Regions from separate parts of the Mus musculus genome. Here region 2 is linked to region 1. A link is a contact called in ENCODE POLR2A ChIA-PET data. All regions are on one chromosome and are shown on one strand. Each heading gives the region's core, a stretch centred on a gene start or an enhancer-like site at or near the end of the contact. The rest is flanking DNA. Distances are from core to core; before and after follow the strand shown.

Region 1 (2,700 bases), core at 93-2,592:
GTTCTAGGCCAGCAACCTACATAAGTGAGTTCCAGGACATGCAAGGCCATGTAGCGAGGCACTGTCTCAAAAAGAAACATGCCCCTATATAACCCAGGATTGAAGGATGAGAACCACTGGTGAATAAGCTAATAGCGTAAGTTAAAATCTCTAGGCCACACAACCTAATTACGTCCCCAAATTCAGAGCTAACCGGGGTGAGTACTGTTCATTCATTACTTACTCTTCTTTGATCTTCCGACTGATGATATTTGGGGTGAAGGTTTTCTGAAAAGTAAAACACAGTACTGTATTTTCGATGTGCTCAACTGACCAACAGTCCTGGGATGGCTTAGAGAGACAGGTAGACTATCACCAGTAGCCCCCAAGGCAAAGCTAAAATGCTTTATCCTGTGTTTGCTATTCCTTTTCAGAGCTACTCGGTACAGTTACATCTACTGTTACACACATAACAGGAGGGGACAAAGAGCAGTTACCGGCATGCCTAAGATTCATCACTTACTAGATTATTAGTTTTCAATACTGACATCCACAGAGTTATGAACACTCGAAATTGCAAGTAAAGCAATTTTGTCTGGCTTTCAAGGGATTTTGTAAGGAGCCCAGAACATAATAAGCACTTCCGGATGTCTTGAATCAACTAGATTCACTGTCTTTTAATTGCCTAGGAGACCCTGTCAGTGTCCTGTACCAGCACCTAGGTTTGCAGGTCTCTCTAAAGGCTGACATCCCACCAGGGGCCCAAGGCAGCACATGAATGAACATCACGAGTCGCCTCCCTACGGCCTGGGTGGGTTTCTATACAAACGCGCTCGCAGGTACCTTCTTGACTCCGCCAAGGGTGAGGTCCCGGGAGCGGATGGAGGGAAGGCGACCGGGCGTAAGCGGGGGTGCGGGCCGCCGGCCGATCAGCCCCCGGCCCCCAGAGAGAAGGGGTCGCGGCCCTCCAGGATTGCTGGGCTCGCCCGCCGCGTTTCCTTCCGACATGGTTCCTAGAAGAAAGTAGGCAACAAAGTGACTCCAAGGGCTGGACGCGAGGACCCTGGGCGGAACCGCACCCACGTGGCCTCCCGCCCCCCGCCCGTGCGTCGCTCTCGCTGCAGCTCAGCTCCTCCCCGTCCCACGTGGCGAGGCTTCCCGGAGCGCCCCACCCCTAGCTTTGGACTCCGTCACCTGCCCTTTCCCTGGGGACTTCGTGACGCACCTGCGTGGAGGCTCTGCGCCGAGTATCACAACCTCACCTCCGACTAGAGCAACCACGGGCCGCGGGTCTCCGGGCAAGGCGGAAGTCTGCGTGGCAAGGACCGGGCGCTGCCATCTTACCCTGGGGCGGAAGTGACATCAAGGGGGCGTGACCTGACCATAGTATTTATCCGACGGTGCCTCGCCGCCCTCCGCCTTCTCTTCCCGGTTCTTCCCGGAGTCGGGAAAAGCTGGGTTGAGAGGGCGAAAAAGGATGTGGGAGGTGGACTGTAAGCTGTGCCGGGGTGTGACTCGTGGGGGCGTGTCTCGGCCCCTGGCAGGGAGTAGAGGTGCGGTCCTCGGGGTCGGAGGTGGAGGGGCTCCAAGGTCGCCTACCTGCTGTATGTGGAGTCCACACTGCGCAGCCTCTGGGAGCAGTGGGGTCGCCGCTCGGGATGGGGCTCCGGACATAGGGAGCTTAGAGCCCTCAGGCCGTGGCTGGCTGCAGCCTCCCTGCGTTGACCTTGGCGTGGTCATTGCACCTTCGGGCTCGACCCTTTGCTCGCGTGCGCCTTCCCTTGCCGGTCCCTGGGGTCTTGGGGTGTCACCCTTAACGCAGTTTGGACAGAGCAGCCAATAGCTCTTCTCATCTACCTGGGCCCATGACTGCTTAGTCAAATCTGGGAAGCCTTTGGAACTGAAGTTTGCTCTTCAACTGGAAGGGTTTTTGTTTTTTGATTTTTGGTTGGGAGGTGTGGGTATTTTTAAGACAACCCTGCTCTGTAACCCTATCTAGTCTGGAACTTAAGTAGACCAGGCTGGCCTCGAATTTGCAGCAGTCCAGTCTCTTCACTCATCCCTCAGTTGTAGGGATTACAGATGTACACCACCAATCCCAGCTGAAAAATTTTTTTATTGTAATGTGTGGTTGCAATCTAATCTGGGGGGGGGGGAGTCATTTAATGTTACACTACAGCGACCCCAATACAAATAAAAAGGTTATGTAATTCTAGGGAAGGAACCTATTTCTGCTGGAATTCCATAGGCTGCTAGCATTAAAATATTTTTGATGTACTGTAATATTGTGCCACACAATAGTGTATTCTTTGTCGGAGACAAATGACCAATGGGAGGATATATATGTGCATATTTATATGTATATATCGTAACTTGTTTCCTTAATGGGGCACTTACTTTAAATAGGTATGTTGTTAGAAATAGCTAGTGTACATTTGATACATCCAACTTTTTTGCTTTCTTGTAGATTATATCCCTAGGAAAGAGTTTCAGAAAATGTACATATTAAAAGTATACTTTGCTGGGCAGTGGTGGCACACGCCTTTAATCCCAGCACTTGGGAGGCAGAGGCAGGTGGATTTCTGAGTTTGAGGCCAGCCTGGTCTACAGAATGAGTTCCAGGACAGCCAGGGCTACACAGAGAAACCCTGTCTCGAAAAACCAAAATAAATAAATAAAATGAAAATAGTAAATAAGTAAACTTCATTTTGATGTCATACA
Region 2 (2,700 bases), core at 45-2,544, 92 kb before region 1:
CATGTTTCTGGCTGTTTGGCCAAGGAGGCACGTTGGAACCCCTCAGTGTTGAAGATTTGTTTTAATAGGTAAGGAGTACGGAATTGTACATCTTTTGGATAGACAATTCAGGCTGGTCTCAGTACTAACCTGAACCAGAATAGTGACCAGATAGTCACTCCGGAGCCAGTTTCTATCGTCCCCTAAAATCAGCACCTCCAGCAAATATATCTATCCCAATGACCAGGGGCTAAAAAGAGCTAATGCTACAATTCCAAAGCCAGGTTACTTCACGAAGAGGGGCCTGCCAAAGTGCTCCTGCCTCTATCCTTCCATTTAGGCCACAGGAAAGCACTCCACCCCTCACCAAACCAAACTGAGAGTTCTCTTGAACGCACAAGCCATGTAACTATTTAGACTACAGATCAGCTTAGAATCTAGGCCCCGGGGTGACAGAAGATTCTTAAAGCTGAACCCACAACCCAGAGAGGCAATTTTCCGGCTTAGAATCTACCTCAGGATCACAAGGTGAGTCTGATGGCTACTTTAGCTATAGCTTTAAAACTCTAAGAGGGAGCAGCCGGTAACCAGACCACCTAATTTGGTCAGTCCCAACCTAAGTGAGCCCAAGAGGCATCGCTGCCGTTAGTCAGGGGAGAATTCAGCGCGGTGCCACCCTTGCGGTTATCCACTCCTGCCCAAGCCAACCAGAAGAATCGGGCATCACTCTCCAGCCGGAGGGTGGTCTGGCGTGGGGCAGGGAGAAGGACACATAGGTTCCTGGGATGCAAGATCCAGACACCAGAGCCCCCGAGCAGCCGCCACCGCAGAGCATCTGATCTACCCATCTACTCCGCTTCCTCTGCGCTCTGTGTCCTGGGGCTCTAGAAAGCTCATCTCAGCCTTTCTGAGCAGCTATCGACCTCCCCGGCGTCCTTCTCTGGTTCACACATCCCGGGCCCTGCAGCTGAAGGGACAGCGCAGTGACCTCCTTCTCCTCGCCACCGTGGCACGGCAATCAGGTGCTACCAGGACTGGGCTCAGGGAGTGCGCGGCCTCCCGAAAAGACTCTGGGTCCTCGGCGTGCCGGTGTCTCCAACCCCCACCCGGTGTCCCCCCTAACCCGGAGGCGCCCGACTTCCCATCCTGCCTGCGCCCGGTCCGTCCTCACCTGAAGTCCTCCAGCCGGCAGTCGGGCCCACGCAGCCTCACTATCCAGGGCCCCCCCCCCAAGGCAGCGGGCGACACAGCTACTGAGTGGGTGCGTCCCCGCCAACAGCCACGCGCCCCCTCTCTACGTCCGGCCCCCGCCGCATGCGCATGCCCGGCCATATACCCTGCGCGTCACCGCTGGGCCCGCCCCCGCCTGCTGCCCCGCCCCGCTCCCCCGGGCCTGCCACGTGGGACCGCCAGCTAACAGCGTCGTTACCCTGGCCAACCTGGTCCTCCAGCGTTGTGCATCCCCGGCTCGCATCCTAGCTCTCTCTAGCTTCATCCACCCTTCCTTGATGAATTCCATCCTTGACTCACGGAGGCCCTGCAGGCTCCGCTATTCTCTGGAAACCTCCCATCTGTCCTTCCTAGCCCCTTTTGTGGGAAACTCACAGCGTGACCTTCCATCCTGTCGCTCCTGAGGGAGAGTGCCCCTCTCTTGGTAGACATTTGTGGTTTTAACACTGTTGATGAATCTAAGAGACTTTTCTGTTTTCTCCAATTCTAAAATATTCTGTAAGCAGGATGGAGCGCTTCATAAACTGCTTTTTTTTTTTTTTTTTTTGCCTACCCCAGCCAACCAAAAGAATTAAAATAACTTGTAACGATCCAAATAAAAGATCATATTCATTTTTTTTCAGAGTTTCGCACCTCTTTCTCACAGTTAATCAGATTCCTAAGGAGCGAGGTCAAGCCTTAGGTTTTGTTTGTCCTGGGAGGGAGTCTCTTCCGCTGTAGGAAGGGCCTATTGTGTTGGATACTGAGCCTTGTATATGCAAATTTCTTGAGAAAAATAAACCACCCACTAAACTCTTATTGTTCTATTCAGCTGGATATTAGGATTATTTCCTCTATCGCTTAACCAACTGTCACCTGGGGCAGGGAGGGCCCCATGGAAGAACCTCAAGTGGCACTGGAACCAGTGAATGGCGGGGGTTTCTGTTCTAGCACAGGGAGTGTGTCCAGCTGGCTGTGGTATCTCTAGATTTGTTCAATAGAGAGATGGCATCTAAGTGCTGGGGAAAGTTCCCTCAAAAAGGAAGTGATAGGAGTAGAACTCCATGTCCCTAGAACAGGTGGCAGGAAGAACTCAGCTCAATGGCAGCTTGCTCTTGCGGGCTGGCTAGAGCACCAGAGTGTGGGGCTGGGGGTTGGTGAGGTAATAGCCAATCCTGGTGGTGCACACCTATAATCTCAGCTACTCTAGAGCCAGAAGGATCTCAAGTTCAAGGCCAGCTGGGGCAATTTAGTGAGCTCCTTTCTCAAAAGGTAAAAGGGGGATTTTTGGTTCAGTGTATGCTTAGACCGCACCAAAGCCATGAGTTCGAGGCCAGCAACCGGTTCTGGTAATGCTCACCTGTAATTCAGCACTGGAGAAGTGGGGACAAGTATCACAAGTTCAAAGTCAGCCTTGGGCCCCTTAATGAATTTGAGACCATGCCTGAACTACCTGAGACCCTTTCTGTAAATTAATAGTGAATGCTTTGCCTAGTGTATGCAAGGTCTTAA

The links. ChIA-PET counts read pairs that join two places held with the same protein, here RNA polymerase II (POLR2A).
Region 2: POLR2A ChIA-PET joins it to region 1 with 15 read pairs in Patski. The contact joins the promoter of Slc39a14 here to the promoter of Polr3d in region 1. POLR2A ChIA-PET finds 5 or more read pairs at or near these places in 4 of 5 experiments (Patski and embryonic stem cell).

The regions. Positions count from the first base shown.
Region 1 is chr14:70,442,129-70,444,828 of GRCm38, forward strand. It overlaps Polr3d (polymerase (RNA) III (DNA directed) polypeptide D), which reads right to left and starts at 1,343. Exons shown (of 9, transcript NM_025945.3): 1 at 1,205-1,343; 2 at 823-992; 3 at 224-267. The coding sequence starts at 987. Mir320 (microRNA 320) reads left to right here and starts at 1,382; the gene lies at 1,382-1,463.
Region 2 is chr14:70,350,130-70,352,829 of GRCm38, forward strand. It overlaps Slc39a14 (solute carrier family 39 (zinc transporter), member 14), which reads right to left and starts at 1,295. Exons shown (of 10, transcript NM_144808.4): 1 at 1,151-1,295.